2 separate regions of the Homo sapiens genome follow, and region 2 is linked to region 1. The links are chromatin loops, found by intact Hi-C in ENCODE. Cell type or tissue: dorsolateral prefrontal cortex. All regions are shown on one strand.

What was found. A loop is a pair of places that touch in the nucleus more often than their neighbours do. Peaks named below come from ENCODE experiments on the same cell type or tissue, not always from the same donor. Only the 100,000 strongest peaks of a DNase experiment are listed, where the experiment ranks them.
Region 2: it touches region 1 in a loop (4-fold over the local background); 3 of 110 quality-filtered maps call a loop at or near these places.

The regions. Positions count from the first base shown.
Region 1 is chr9:84,693,824-84,701,823 of GRCh38, forward strand. All of the region lies in intron 2 of NTRK2 (neurotrophic receptor tyrosine kinase 2), which reads left to right. Among named protein-coding and RNA genes, the nearest start is that of NTRK2, 28 kb to the left of the region's middle. RefSeq lists enhancers at 263-522, 7,915-7,994. In dorsolateral prefrontal cortex, a CTCF peak has its summit at 3,887 (motif pointing right); a DNase peak (open chromatin) is centred at 3,888; H3K4me3 peaks cover 1,021 bases; H3K27ac peaks cover 7,907 bases.
Region 2 is chr9:84,751,383-84,759,382 of GRCh38, forward strand. NTRK2 (neurotrophic receptor tyrosine kinase 2) reads left to right here. Exons shown (of 19, transcript NM_006180.6): 12 at 604-703. Among named protein-coding and RNA genes, the nearest start is that of NTRK2, 86 kb to the left of the region's middle. In dorsolateral prefrontal cortex, no CTCF peak of the experiment used is centred here; DNase peaks (open chromatin) are centred at 2,228 and 4,957; H3K27ac peaks cover 6,912 bases.

The sequences.
Region 1 (8,000 bases):
TACACTACCAATTATTTTCCAGGCACTCAAATTTGTAAATGCCCGGAGTATTTGGGCTGTTCTAATAAGCTGCAGTTTTCAGAGGCATTGTGTAAGAATCTGAAGATTTCTTATTTATCTCCTATTGTTGCTCTATGTAAATATAATACAGGACATCATCCTAAAAAGTATCCCTGTTCTTTTCCATTGACTGCTGTGTTTGGGCTGTGATTATTTGTAAAGGTCCATTGTGCAAAAACTCTAGAAATTATTTATCGTGAAGGTGCTGGATTTACAAGTCCCCAGTCCTAGAGCGTGGTACAGTGGCTATGGGCTCAGACTTCAGAGGCAGGTACATCTGGGTTCAAATCCTGTTTTGGCAGCTATGTGACTTAGGGGAAGTGATCTGGCATGGCGAGGCCCCAGTTTTGTCTTCTGAAAAATGGGAACAATCATAGAACTCTCCTGGTAGCATTATTTTGTTAGGAGACAGTCCCTGGGTAGCCTTCTGGCTAACACCAGTTAGCACTCCATAAAGAGGGAGTTACTGGTGCTACTTCAAAGCTCATGGCCAAAAAGAAACTGAAAGCTGAAAATGCCACTGCTCAACAGCATGCAGTAGTAAGCTCTTCAAATTTAGATTTTGGGCTTGCTCATTTAGCGTTCTTTCCATTCACGTCCTCACAGTTGGGGTGCATACCCCCTCAAGAATAGAGCCACAGACTGAGAGTCTGATCTTCCGTATCACCTGCACCTGCTCAGGGACTGACTTTCAAAACTCTTTCTCAGCATTTTTGCTGAGAAACTGAAACTGGCTAGCTGTGAACCCAGGGACCAAGGGAATTTTTTTTTTAGAAAAGGATTATTCTACTCCCTATGAAAGAAACCTTAGAGCAGAGAGAATCCTGTCATAGTTGAAATGCCGTGGCTGTAAGCCTGGGAATTTGAGGTCTATCTACTTTTATCAAATCTAATCTATCAATCAATCATCTATCTATCATCTGTCTATCTAGAGATGATAGATAGATTGATAGATATCATCTGGAGATGATAGATTGATTGATAGATTAGATTTGATAAAAATCTATCTATTGGCCGGGCGCGGTGGCTCACGTCTGTAATGCCAGCACTTCAGGAGACCAAGGCGGGTGGATCACGAGGTCAGGAGATGGAGACCATCCTGGGGAGCTTGCAGTGAGCCGAGATCGCGCCACTGCACTCCAGCCTGGGTGACAGAGTGAGACTCCGTCTCAAAAAAAAAAAAAAAAAAAACACACAACAAAAAACTTCTATCTATCTATGTATCTATCTATTTTATTGATCTATCTATAAGGAGGGAGGATGGGGTAGCAGGAAACGATTCCACTTTGAAGAGTCACCATTTGAAATATTCACAGCTGCTTCCATTTCATTTTGATGTGTTGCCAAAGTACAGTTCAGGTAATAAAGTCTAGGCTAAAGGGGAATTTTTCTTTTGAGTAATACCACTATTAAGCTAATATGCTTAAAGACAAGATGCATTAGATACTACTCCTTGTTGCTTGAAGAGATTACCTAGAGGAATTATTTGATAGGTTGTTAAAGCAAATGTGAAACCTTTTAAAATGTAATGAGGACCCTTTCCAGGAACCTGTAAGTCAAAAATATTTCTGTGAATTTTCTCTAAAATTACCTCTTTTCTCTTATTTTCCAAAAAGCCAGCTATAAGCTTTTTGTTAAGCCAAAGAAGAGGAAATTCTTTACCCTCAGAAAAATGTCTTAGTAAAGGTCCTGAATGTCAAATTGAGACTGGAGAAGATTTGGTGACAACACAAAACAAGATGACAAATAGCATGTACTGTGTTTATGTTCTAATTCTTTATCCACTTTCCGATCACTCTTCAAAGCTTGAGCTCAATGCCCTTTCTCCTTTTAAGCCTTCACTGACCTGCCCAATTATTTAAATATATATAAACAAATATATATTTCCAATAATTTTTGTAGTTCCTTCCACTGTGCCCTCACAGGGCAAGTGCATGTACTTCTTCTTAAAACCTTTTCTTTTTGGCTCATCATATCCTGTGGCAGTGTCCACTGTCTCTCCTTAGAGCATCATCTCCTTCAAGATAAAGAATTGCTGGATTTGAAGAATCATGGAGGCCATTTCTAGTCTTACATTCCTCACATGTTGGGGTTCTGTGGCAAATGAATGCTTATCTGCTGAGGGCAATTATTATTATTATTTTAGACAAGATCTTGCTCTGTCACCCAGGCTGGAGTGCAGTTGGCGCTATCATGGCTCACTGTAGCCTTAACTTCTTGGACTCAAGTGATCCTCCCACCTCAGTCTCCCAAGCAGCTGGGACCACAGGCACCTGCCACCATGCCCAGCTAATTTTTAAATTTTGTGTAGACAGGGTATTACTATGTTGCCCAAGCTGGTCTCGAACTCCTGGACTCAAGCCTCCTGCCTTGGCCTCCCAAAGTACTAGGATTACAGGTGTGAGCCACTGTGGCTAGCTGGTTTTTATCACTTAAATAAATAAGTAAATAAGTAGTGGGTTTGAATATGTTGTGTTCTTGTAATCTAAATTAGCTTTTAGATTGGACAAATTTGGGGTTCCAAATCAGCTTTCCACCCCCTTCTGTTATTGTCTTTCCTTTGTTTGCTTGTTTTCTGCATGAGAAGTGAAGCTGTGTCCTATGACGGTGATAAACTCCAGGTGGAGGATCAGTTTGGGTGCCCTAAGTGAGCAGACATTCCTTGAGCATCAGCTCTGTGCTAGGAAACGGAGATCAGTGAGATGAGATGAGGAGCTAGCAATTCAGTTATGGGGTCAGGTAGACTCATAGAAAAATAAAATTGAGGGTACAAAGAGTACCTCCCATTGCTCTAATTCTTAATTGCAAACTTACAAGTGCAATAAATGCTAAAACTGCATGCCAACCGATGGAATAAAAATGTTCTGATTGGAAAAAGCATTTTTGGTGTTGTGTCTACAAATCACTCAAGCAGTCGTGGAGGGTCCTGGGATAGATTTAGATGAGTACATTGATAAGACTCTATCATATAAGATCCAATCTTTAGGGCAATAGTTAATGACCTTGGGATGTAGTAAATGTGCAAAAAATAACAGCAAAAACTGCCCTCATAATATGAGGTCCTAGCAAGAGTCCTGTATATGGACTTGGTAAGGGAGGAAGGCACATTCTGGGCAGAACAGGATGGTTGAAGGCCACCAATGATTCCTGGCAGATTATTAATAAAGGTTGAGGGCCAGGGACCCTGAGGGACTGACGAGGTGAGAGAAATTCCTAAGGAGTACCAAATGAAACAAAAAATCCGAATTCACCATGCCTCTTGGTCACTATTTAAGGGCCGCTGACTTGCCTAAGAGAGCATGCAAGCAACGTCTGCAGGCTGGGGGGTGGAGGGAAGCTCAATTTTCTGAGAAGATGAAAACTCCGTGGACCTCGTGAGATTCCTGTGAGGCAAGTGCGGGGACATGGGCTCTGGGGGCGGAGGGGCTGTGCTTGGAAGCCCCTGGGCCTAAGCTTTCTAGAGCAGTGGGCCTAGGTTAGAGGAGTTTGAGGTTGTCATGGAGAGAAATCTCCTGGTTGGGGTGTGTGCCACAATTCTGGGCCTTCCCACTGCTCCCTTGAGGGAATGGCACCCTTTTTGGAGATGTGTTTTATTAAGCAGAGCTTGACTCGGTGAAGAGCCCACAGTGTCACTGCACTTTAACAGGGGCAGTGGGGAGTGGTTTTCTGGGAAAGAGCCTGCTGCCCGCCTGTCAGTGGCCCTGACCTGGCACTTCCTCTCTCCTTCCTAACCCTGTGCCTTTGGGATCAGTTGCCCTGAGGCAGAGAGCAGGAGAGGCCAGGGCTGTGGAGATCCTCCTGGAGGCAGGTGGAAGTCACCAGGAGGGGGCAGCGCAGCACACACCTTGGTCTTCTGTTTCCATGCGGAGGCTGTGGAGCAGGGAAAGAAAGCTGTTAGCTGTTTGCTGTTTGGGTGGTCCAGGGAACCAAGAACTTGAGCTCGGGTGTGTTTGTCCACTGAGTCACTGAGAAACCCTGGGGTCTGGCTTTCCTGCAGTTATTTCCTTTGTATGGTTGTTGCAGTCTCTGTCTCTCTTTCTTTCCCTCTCTCCCTCCCACCCTTTCTTGCTTGCTGTCTCTTTCTTTTCTTTTTTCTTCATAAATTTTAAAAATTCAAAAAAGTATAATGACATAATAACTTTATATAATTACATTCAGAAATAATAGTTGAATATTTTTAAGCTATTTTTTCTTTTAATAAAATAGTTTAGCAGTTTAATAACATAAATGGTATAAATAGTTTCTGTGTATGTGTGTGTGTGTGTGTAACCCCAGACCCATTCTCCTTTCCCAAGGCCACCTTCCTTGGAATCATCTTTCTATACTTGGCATATCTACTTGACTGTGAACACTATGTGATATTATTTTTTGTGTATTTTTAAAAGTTCACACAGATTGTTTTATGTTACATGTACGTATCAGTATACAATTTTGCTTATCTTCTTTCTCACTTCGCATAGCAGTGTCTTTCTGTTCAAATATGTAGATCTGATTTAATCTAATATATATATATATATATCACCTTATTTTAAACAATGTCTATTTCTTTATGGATGGACACTCGGGTTGTTCCAGCTTTTGACTCTATGACAATGAATGTTGTAATATTCTACTGATCATATTACAATGACTCTTCTTGAGTCCATATGTGAGAACTTCTCTTGGATGAATACCTGGAATAGAATTGCTGGGCCCTGAAGGGTTCTGATTTATAATTTTCCAAGATACAGGCCAAGTGCTTTTCAAAGTAGTTATAACAATTTACACTTCCTCCAACAATTTCAGAGAAATTTCATCACATCCATAGAAATGTTTTACATTGTTAGACTTTAAACATTTTGTCAATCTAGTGGGAGAGGAATAATATGTCATTGTTATTTTAATTTACATTTCACATTTCTTGGGAGATAAGCAACTTTTCATGTTTCTTGGCCACCGAAGTTTTCCCTCTGTGAATTCCCTGTTATTCACCTTACTGGCTTCTTTTCTAACCCTATGATTTGATTCTTCACTTAGTGGTAGCTAAGGAGAGTTTCTTAGGGGGTAGATTTCCTGAGCAGTTTGTAGCTAGCATCTATATTGTGGACATGACTACACGTAGTAGCTTATGAGGGGGAATTCTTAGGATCTACTACTAGAGGAGCCCTTGCTGAAAATTTTTTTTTTTTTTTGAGACGGAGTCTTGCACTGTTGCCCAGGCTGGAGTGCAGTGGTGTGATCTCGGCTCATGTCAAGCTCCACCTCCCGGGTTCACACCATTCTCCTGCCTCAGCCTCCTGAGTAGCTGGGACTACAGGTACCCGCCACCACGCCTGGCTAATTTTTTGTATTTTTAGTTGAGACGGGGTTTCACCATGTTAGCCAGGATGGTCTCAATCTCCTGACCTCGTGATCCGCCCGACTTGGCCTCCCAAAGTGCTAGGATTACAGGCGTGAGGCACTGCTCCTGGCCCTTGCTAAACTTGTAATCCAGCTCTTCTGTTGGCCTTTCCATCTTGACAAGAAGAAAAATGTATTTATTTATCCAGGGCATTCTTGCCCCCACAGTAGAAGCGTATTCTCTAGTGACCATTTTTCATAACTTCTTTTGATGGTGCTTTTGAATGGTTTTCAGCAAAATTTCCTGTCTGGTCTTAGATTTCAGAATAGTGGTGCTTTGCTTAATTGGCTCATTTTCATCTCATGAATACTGTGAATTTACCATTGACCAAATTTATCCTCATCTCCTTCTTTCTTGGACACTGGTGACTAGAAAGCATAGAATTAAGCTTATGTGTGTGTTTTTTTTTTTTTCTAACGAGTGTATGCATTTCTAAATTGAATTCCGGGCTCCGTTGATATCTCTTTATTTTTAATTTATTTTTATTTTTAAATTGTTTTTTTTCTTTTTTTTCCCACATAGTTTTGTGCAATCCATTGACATCTCTACCCCTGTCTTTCTCTCCTCTATGCCTTCCATTTTTATTTGCTGGTTCGTTGTATTCTATTGAATAAAACCGGGGAGTTTATAAATTAAATGTCTGATGAAAAATGAAAAGAAAGGGCATAAGTAACAAAAAGTTAAAGATGAGTGCCTTGTGCAGATCATAATAAAGTCCCCATTGAGTTCCAGGCCCTTGTTGTGAGCATGGAGGATGCAAGGATAATCCAGGAAAAGAGTGAGGAAGAACTCTCAATGACTTCAGGACAGTGACAGGCCTCATGCTTACACAGCTGGTAGGAGGGGACAGGCTTGCCTGGAAGTCTGGATTGTGACTCCAGAGGAAAACTCGCCCACATTATCTATCCTTTTTGCTGTCAGTTGCATGAGAAAAAGTATTAAAATTCAGGGCTCTTTAGAATGCAGTTCTTACTGTGAGATCATTTAGAAGAGTGAGGTCACTGTGGTCTCTATTGAAAATGTTGGTGAAAAATCTTGCAAAAATGTATCTAAAGTATGATAACTCTGAAACAGTTGATGTTAAAAATTGAGCATTCCTTTCAAGTCTTAAAATGTTTCTTTCTTCTATGTGTGGTGGGAGGAGAGAAGGGAACGAAAGCTTCCTGCACATTTATTAAGTGTGCCAGGCCCTGGGTATCAGGGACAACCAAGAATTTTTTCAGAAGAAGCCGCCGTTCTATCTTGGAGGCTGGTTTTTTATGTAACAGGGGACAATGTTTGTGTGGATGCTTTTAAAAGTATTTCTCTTTGGTGTAATTTTGTCTTCTCAGAGAATCTACTGATTTTTATTTTTAAAATTTATTTTCTAAAAAGAGGTGCCCAAACCCTTACTATACAGCTTGTCATCATTTTCTTTCACACAGTGGGGGACCTATAGATGCTGTGTGTTCCTCCCCATCATTTAATATTTTTTTCATTTTAACTCACATTGTTAACAGCAGGGCTGCATATTTGTTTTCAGTGTCTTAATTGGAATATGTTATATATCTTAAATTTTTTCAAAAAGAAAGGGGAGATTTCCTCCTGGCATAATTTCTTGTAATGCCTTTGTAACTCCAAGTGCAGTTCATCTTTTCTCCATCTGTCCATCCATCCGTCCATCCATCCATCCATCCATCCTTTGAGTACCTACCTTGTACTGGGTACTGAGCCAGGTGCTGTGATGCATATTAAGAATTATAAAACAGATCTAGCTATCTCAAAGACATTGTGATCTAAGAAAACTGAATAGACAGGTACTTAAATAACTGTAGTACAGGGTAGAGTATAGGAAATTCCATGATGATGGTTTTAATAGTTATTTGTTTGGATCACTAGGGACTTTACTGATTGCAAATGATAGAACTTAAGATTAACTTAGGTTAGTGACATCTAGCCTGAGAGACAGTTGTATCTAAAGGCTCAAGTGGTATTTTTAGAGTTCTGTCTCTTTAGCTCTGCTTCTTTCTGTGGACTGACTTCATTCTTGGACAGTCTATTTCCTTGTAGCAGAAAATTTCCCCATGGAAGCCCCAGGCCTGTGCCATCCTTCAGCTATGATCCCAGAGTAAGACAGAGACTCTCTCTTCCCCAGCATTCATTTATTTAATCTCGGGGAAGACTCCTCTTAGTGTAATTGAGATCATGTGCACATCTCTAAGCCCACCAATGTGGGCAAAGGGATGGAGTTTTCTCTCTATTCACCCCTATATTGGAGGGCTTAGGGGGTGGGGGAGGGAGGAGGTTCCCACGGAGAATGCGCTAAGGCCATATGGGGTTTGTGAAATGTGGTTCATCAAAGGAAAGATTGATACTGTTACTGACAAAGGCAGAAGGAGGAGATGCTGGGCCAGGAAAATAGAGAGAAAAGAGGAAGGGGTAGGGAAAACGCACCTTAGTATTTTAGGAGGTAAAGGAGGGAGTGGCTGTCTCTCTTGAAATGTGGGGAAATATGTGACTTTTCTTGTGCAGTGATGACAGCAGCATCTCTGTGGCTCTCACCGTAAGAGTGGAAACACCT
Region 2 (8,000 bases), 58 kb after region 1:
CAGCCTGGGCAATATGGCAAAACCCTGTCTCTGCAAAAAAACTTAAAAATGAGCCAGGTATAGTGGTGTTTACCTGTAGTCCTAGCTACTCAGGAGGCTGAGGTGGGAAGATACCTTGAGCCCAGGAGGTCGAAGCTGCAGTGAGCCATGATTGTGCTATTGCACTTTAGCCTGAGCAACAAAGTGAGACTCCGTCACACACACACACACACACAGAAAAATCACCAGTATTTTGCTGTTCATATTTCATATTCTCTCTCTCCCTTTCTCTGCCCACCTCTCTTTCTCTCTCTCCTCCCTCTTTAGATGGATGGAGAGAGAGCTGTAATATTTTTAAAATGCCAATTGGATAGCCATTTTTATAAGCTTTAACTTATGTTTTCTCATTTGTAAAGTAGGCATAATAATAGATCTTACATACTTCACTATAGGGTTGTCGCAGATTAAGTGAGTTGGTGTACATAAGGCTGTTATAAGAACAAGTGGTAAGCATTCAATAAATATGAACTGCCTGTATCATTATCATCGTCATGATCATCATCACCATATGATTATAGGGAACTAATTAGCAAGGTTATAACCACCCTCCCTTCCTTTCTCTAGGTCTATGCTGTGGTGGTGATTGCGTCTGTGGTGGGATTTTGCCTTTTGGTAATGCTGTTTCTGCTTAAGTTGGCAAGACACTCCAAGTTTGGCATGAAAGGTAAGAAGGGTTGTGTTTATTTAGCTTCTTATGTGGATCATTTTTGGCTTATGACTAATGCTAATTACCACTAAAGAAGGAAGTGGCTAGATTTATGATGATTAGGTTTTAAGGCTAAAAAAATAGCAACAAGGCTTTGATACTACAAATCAAGACGGAGCAAAATAATGTTGATTACTCAGCACTACCCACTTTTCCATGAGAACAGTTGTCCCGGGAGACAGAACTGGGTTCTTGAGTATCAAGGGACTAATAAAGATATGACAAAGAAATAGTACTTGATGTTTCTTTTGCTCCAGAAAGGCAGGTGAGACACAGTGGGGATAGGATAACCTGGACACATGTATTTTGTGCAGAAAGGTCTATGCTGCTGTACATTTGATTCCCAAATCTTCAGTGGTATGCTTTTGGTGTTGTTCCTGCTTTTCCAGATCCTCATTCTTTGAAATTTAAACAACAGTGTTATGAAGCAAAATAAGAACAGCTATCAGCAGTATATAGAAGCTTCGTGAATACATAGCTTTTTTTTTATTTAAGTGGAAAAATTAGCAGGGCTAGATTAAAAATTAGGCACTAATTGACCCAAAATAGATAACTTGTCTTTTTTTAGAGGATGGAAAATTAATTTTACAGGGAAAACTTGTATAAATTTCTTGTTACATAAAAAATGCCTTGGAGCAGTGATTTAATGATTTAAAACCATTTGCTCTGAAGTTTAAACTTATGTATTGGATAATATGCCAGTGTTGTATTTTGTGTGGTCTCCTATAGATAGACACTATTTAAAAGTGTCTAAATGGGAATGCTGTGAAGAAGGTTTAGTGGTGTCTTAGTTGTGCTGGAGAGTAGGTCAGGTGGATTTTCTTTATCTGTATGGTCTGTTAGAATTATGGGTAATGTTGCTAATATTGCTATTTACTTGAAAGGGAATGTTTCAGTAGCAATAAGTTGCCCAGCATACACTGACATCTGGGATAGAGCAGATCTATTTCTGATGTTTCCTCTTTTCCCTTTGTTGGTGCCTGTGAACATTTCTAAGCCAGAAATGAACAGGGAGGAGTGGTGGTAAATTGGGGCTTAAAATAACTCAAAAAACCTCGTCCTGGTTCCTGCTTGGCCAGCTGATCCTTGATGTTTCTTCAGGGGAGGAAAGATCTTTCATTCTCCAATTATAAATAAAGCTTGGGAGAGGGACCACCCCACAGTGATTTTAATTCATCCTGTGGGGTGGTTCTCAAACTTGACTGTGTGCCAAAAACTCCTATAGGACTTGAGAAAACACAGATTCCTGGGCTACCCCTAGAGTTTCTGCTTTAGCAGGCCTAGTGTTCACCTGACAGCTGGCATTTCTAACAGTTTCTGGAGAATACTGATCCTGCTTGCCCTGGTTGTTGTGTTCTCTACACAACAGTGTAGGGAATCACTGTTCTCTACAATAAACATGGGCTGCCAGGCCCCCTTCAGAATGTGACAAGATGTTGGTAGAGACATCGCAAACCAAACTCACCCACAGCTTTGCACACATTTTGGGATCCCCATATCTCAACTGCACCCAGGCCCAGGCTAGGCGGCTGCTCTGTGTGTGCCGCACCCTACCATGGCATTTGGCGGTTCTCATGTTTATCAGGTGCTTTCCTTCCTTAGAGGCACTTGGACTGGATGTCTCTAAACATAGATTTCACTGGAGGCTACCAACTAACATTAGAGTTTCTGGTCTTGAAGGGTTTAGTTTGAAATATTTCATCCCATGAGCTTTTTGGAGAGAGGATATACCCAGGTTCTTCTGGGATCTCAGCAAAAGCTAAGTGGGAATCCATGGAGCAAAATTTAGGAACTTCTTCCCACCCTTGGTTTAGGAAAATCACTGGCAGAATTACCAGTAAATGGCAACCTACTCCTTACAATGTGGCAATGGAGGAGAAAAAGCGTAGACATTTTCTTTCAGAGAAGAAAATTATGTTGCATATTGAGACTCCAGCACTAACGCTGAAACAGTATTTCATTTAGATAATTTGGGGTGATTACCACTAAAGCGTCTACGTTTTCTGAGTATAACCTGAGGGCATCCTTAATGAATTATAAGAAAGAGTGTGCTTAACCCTGCCACAGAGCCAGTAAATGGCTTCCTACAGCAGTAACTACTATACATATTGTATGTTTTGTTCCCTCATTCCTACACACAAATAAAATCATTTTTAGAAATTTTGTCTCAGAGACTTTTTTTTTTTTAGAATAGCTTACTGTTCTATTTTAAGCTACATGTCTATCTGGGGCATGATGTGAATAAAAAGAGCCTGATCTAGGGTTATTGTTTTGCAAGTCAGATGTCGAGTTGATAAATCTTTGGGGATCTAGAAATTAAGATATGGTTCATGTATCAAGTGCAGATGAAACTGCTTAAAACGTGGTATTTAAACATTAATGTGAGTCAGTGTATTTTAAATGCTATTAGAGCTGAGATTACCACTGAAAAACATATGCTTAAAAAAGGGAAGAAAATGTAAAAACACTATTATGCTTCCGAAAATAACCAGGCAATGTATTAGTTGTGGTTTCTTAGTAACAACGGTATGAACTGTGCATAGCTTTGGCCAGGACTAGGCACCATGTGAAAGGCTTGTGGCTGCTGTGCAGATGAGCTGTTCAGAATGTTATTCCTCCCTTCCTAAGCATCTTTGGGGAGGGTCTAAGCTCATCCTTATTCTCTTTTGCTGGAGGCAGATGGGACAGGAGGAAGGTGGCCAGCTCACCCATAGGCACTCACAGCTTTTTGCCCATCCCTAGCAATGCGTGGTTTATTTCGAGTGTTGACTGTTTCAATCTGTAATGGAAAACTCGAGAATATAAATGACAGTTCAATGCTGCTGATATGAAGGGCCCAGAGAAACAAACCCCAGAAACCTCTTAAGGTCACCACACTACAGCTGAGTGCAGGGCAACACAAGCTTTATGGATTGGCCTGAGATCCACCCCTTACTCCTGCAAACATTACTTATGGTATTGCTCCCATGGGGAGGTGATTTCTAAATTCCAAACTAGTGAGTGAAACTTGGATTTGTAAATGCAACCAGTGAATTGCAGTGTTGTCTTTGAAGATGGGTCTGCAGGTCTGTAAGCTTCGTCGGGTTTTGTTCCTTGTTCTGTGGATTCATCGTAAACCAAATGCTGATGGTCCACTCCAGAACAGGCAGCACAGACTTTGAGCTCCATGGTAACAGCATTCATATTTGTGGTGTTCATCTTTATCTACTGAGTGCCTAGCCCAGAGTTGGCGCTCAATACATATTAACGACAGAATGATCAGAGAAGATTTTCAACTCCGTCCACCTAAGTTCGGTAATTGGAAAACAGTTAGTATTTGGAGGATGGCTAAACAGTGAGTGACTAAAGAGAGAACCTGAGACTTTTCTAAGTTTCTAAAAGAGACAAAGTCCCACCTCTTTTTTTTTTTTTTTTTTTTTTTTTTTTGGTTATTCCATATGAGTCATGGCCATAGATAAGAGATCAGTTTGTCCCGGTTTTGTCTCAGGGTATGTAGGTTTTCACACACTGTTTTCAACAATCGTCATTGTTTAAGTTTGGAGGATTCACTTTGACTTTTTATTTTGCATGTGAACATCTTCAATTTCTACCTCCCTACCTTTGAATGTATCGTTTTGGAATATGTTGTTTTTTCAGTTCTGAAGTTGGCAAAAGTGCTAGATTGGGGATTTTATCTTGTGGTAAACCTAGAATTTATGTTTTATTCTTGCTTGATAGAGTTTAAGCTTCTTGCTGCTAGTGTCCAATAGGCTCCCGGCCCTGTTTCCATAAAGATGTCAAGGGGTAGAATATCTCCCAGTCAGTTTTTCCTTGTTTATTTCTGTGCCTTTACACTGTCCTATTGCTTTTTTGGTTGATATGTAGCTACCATAATTGCAGAAGCCAAATAATGCCCTTCTGTTAGTGTTGGCCATCTATGTAGGGCTTATTCATACATATGTTTAATATGTATGAATAAAATGTATACCAAATCTGTCTAAATCTATGTCGGTATCAATATCCCTATATGAAAATGCATAATATTATCCCTTTTCTTCTAAGGCTGCCTCTGGTTTGTTTTAATTTTAGTTTTCACTGAAGTAGGGCTGAAAGAATTTTCCAGAACAGCTCCATTGCCAAAGGAATAGGCAACCATGCCTTTGAATGCTCTCCTTGTGTTGTAACCAAGTCTTGTGTTTAGCTCTCGCATTGCTTCCTGGCTCCGTGTCTTCACTGAAGACGTAGGAGTGCATGTGAGGGGAAAATGGAAGCATTGAGGAGCACCAGAGCTGCCAAGTCTTCAAAGGGTGCTCCACATTGGGAGCCCTGCCTGTGGCATTGATGGTGTACAGGGTTGCAAAAAATATAAGGGAGCCAGCAGGGAGGAGGGAGCTTGGCATTCATCACCCTGCTGGAGGATAGTTTCGGCTATCAGTTTTGTGTTATTTACATTTCCTGATGGAAGTCCACATATGATATCTAATTCCTAAGTACTAATGCAGCCTTTGTCACTCAAGAGTGAAATATCTAAATGACCCTAAGAAATCTCTGTAGAAGAGACTAGAAGAGGAAGCTTTCTTCTCATTCAGTGCTAATAGACTGCACAGATTTCCTCTGCAGCCTCTGATTCTTGTATGTAAACTCCCCTATCCACATTCATTTGTCCTACTTAAGTGTTGGAGGTTTCCAACTAGTAAAGGCTGGAAAGCTACCCTGCCTTGGGATGCAGATCTGGGTTTTCCTAAGTCCAGACTGAAGGCCCACAGTTCAACTTTCTGCTCTTATAAATGATCTCTGAGTGTCTTTCAATAGCAACCAAAAATCTGCCTATTTAAAAATAGTCATAAACATAGCGGGGCCAAAGCTAAAGAGGTTGAAGGTTAAAGCCTTTTATATGAGCTGAAAACAATTCTGGGAAATTTAAGAGGTTGAGTTTAACAGATATTTGGATCAACTTTTAAGAGGAAAAAATGTGACCAAAAGCCAGAAACACAGTTGTAGAAACATCTGTAAGGACAAACTGTTTTCCATATGCACCCTCTTCCTTCTTCTTTTTTTTAAAGAAAAATGCCGTCGAAAAATTAGAATGGTAACAATTGAATGCACTCTTGTTTTTCAAAATTTCAAGGAGTTTAGAAATACCTAAACATAAAAATGGATGTTCCCATCACCTTCTTCTGCATGACCATTTCCACTCCTAGAAATAACTTTCTTTAACTGTATAGGGTGCATATAGTATGTAAACAATCAAATATATGGCTTCATTTTTGATTCCATAAGGAAATTATAATACCAGTCTTGTTCTGCATTTTTTGGGGGTAACAATTTGCCTTGCGGATTTTTCTTTATCAGTACCTAGCTATCTACTACATTCCATTTAATAGTATTTCCCAGTTGTCTGATATCAGGCTACTTGGATCTGAAACCTGGCTCTGCCTCTTACGAGCTATGTGACTTTGAGCAAATATCTCATCCTCTCTTGCCTCGGTATTTCCGTCTGTAATGGGACAATACTAATACCTAACCCATAGGGTTGTTATGAAGACAAACTGAGCTTATATATATAAACCACTTGGGAATGTTTCTGACACTTAGTAATTGCTCTATAAATATGTAATGTTGTTAATATTATTGACAAATTATGATTTATTTGACTTTTCTTCTTTTAATGGACATTTATGTTTTTACCAAGTTTTCAGAAAATTATTTCAAGTAATTTTCAAATAATATCTTCTGTATAAAGATAGATACTTGGAAATGTATTGCTAGGAGGAAAGATATATATGTTTAAATGTGAATAGATTACCTTGCATAAATGCCTTTCCAATTTAGTCTCCCACTAACAGTATGTAAGGATACCCTTTCATTTCTTACTCTGATCTATACTGAATATTATCAATCTTTTGGCTATTTGAGTTTAAATGATACATTGATTAATAATGAATGTAAATATCTTTATCATGTGAAAAATAAGAGTAATGTTTATTTTTATTGTTGAGTTATAGATATACTTTGCCAATTATATATATATATTTATTTATTCATGATATTTGTGGCTCATATTTTCTTCTAGTCTTTTGACTTTTTGATAGTGTCTTTTGGTAACCAAAGAGATTTACCTTTTTATAAAAGCAAATCTGTCCATCTTTTCCATTTAAGTTGTGTCTTGCTTAGGAAGATCTTTCCTGCTCTAAGGTGGTAAACATATTTCTAAATATTTATTTCACTAGTTTTTTACTCTATGTATTTTTTAAACTTAGCCCTTTAGTCTTTTTGTAATTATTATTATTATTATTATTATTGAGACAGAGTTTCACTCTTGTTGCCCAGGCTGGAGTGCAGTGGCATGATCTCGGCTCACCACAACCTCTGCCGCCCAGCTTCAAGTGATTCTCCTGTCTTAGCCTCCTGAGTAGCTGGGATTACAGGCGTGCGCTACCACGCCCGGCTAATTTTGTATTTTTATTAGAGATGGGGTTTCTCCATGTTGGTCAGGCTAGTCTCAAACTCCCGACCTCAGGTGATCCACCCGCCTCAGCCTCCCAAAGTGTTTGGATTATAGGCGTGAGCCACCGCACCCGGCCTTTTTGTAATTATTTTATTAAACTTTGGTATGAAGTAGTCCTCTCTTTTTCAGAGACGTATAGAATAAAGATATTTGAATAAATTCTAGTGTGACATTTTCATAGAGATGAATAATAATATTTTAAATTTCTTGTATCAGAAAGCCACTAATAAAGCAAAAGAGAAATTTTGAAAATCTCAGTAATTAACTCTTTCTTTGTGAAACAAGTAATGAACTTTGCCAGTTCTTTCTTATAGCATGGGAATATAAACCACACAAAATAGTATCAGAGAAATAAGTTTTCACAGAAACCCTTTGTTAAACTACTCTCCTCCCAGCTTCAAGTGGAGTTCAAAGTCTATCTCAGCACTCTCTTAAGAGGCAACAAAATTTGTCAATATCAACCAAGTCCTCAGAAATTTCAGAAAAGACATTCAGTTGAAAGAGTCATTGAGTAAGGTAACAAAATGAAAATGAATCTAGAGAAAAGAATTAGTCCAAGTGTTCCTTTTCTGTTGTTTGGCGATGCTATAGAAAGCTTTTCCCGTGTGTTTGTGAGGTGAGGATCTACTTTTTAAAGTCTCTTACTTCTTTCCCTGCCAACATTTGGCTTCTGTCTATCTGAGAGCAGAAGATGCTTATTCTTTACAACATATTGAAAATGTGTGTCAGACTTCTAAGAATTGGCTAGAGTAGCCCAGACAGGAAGCA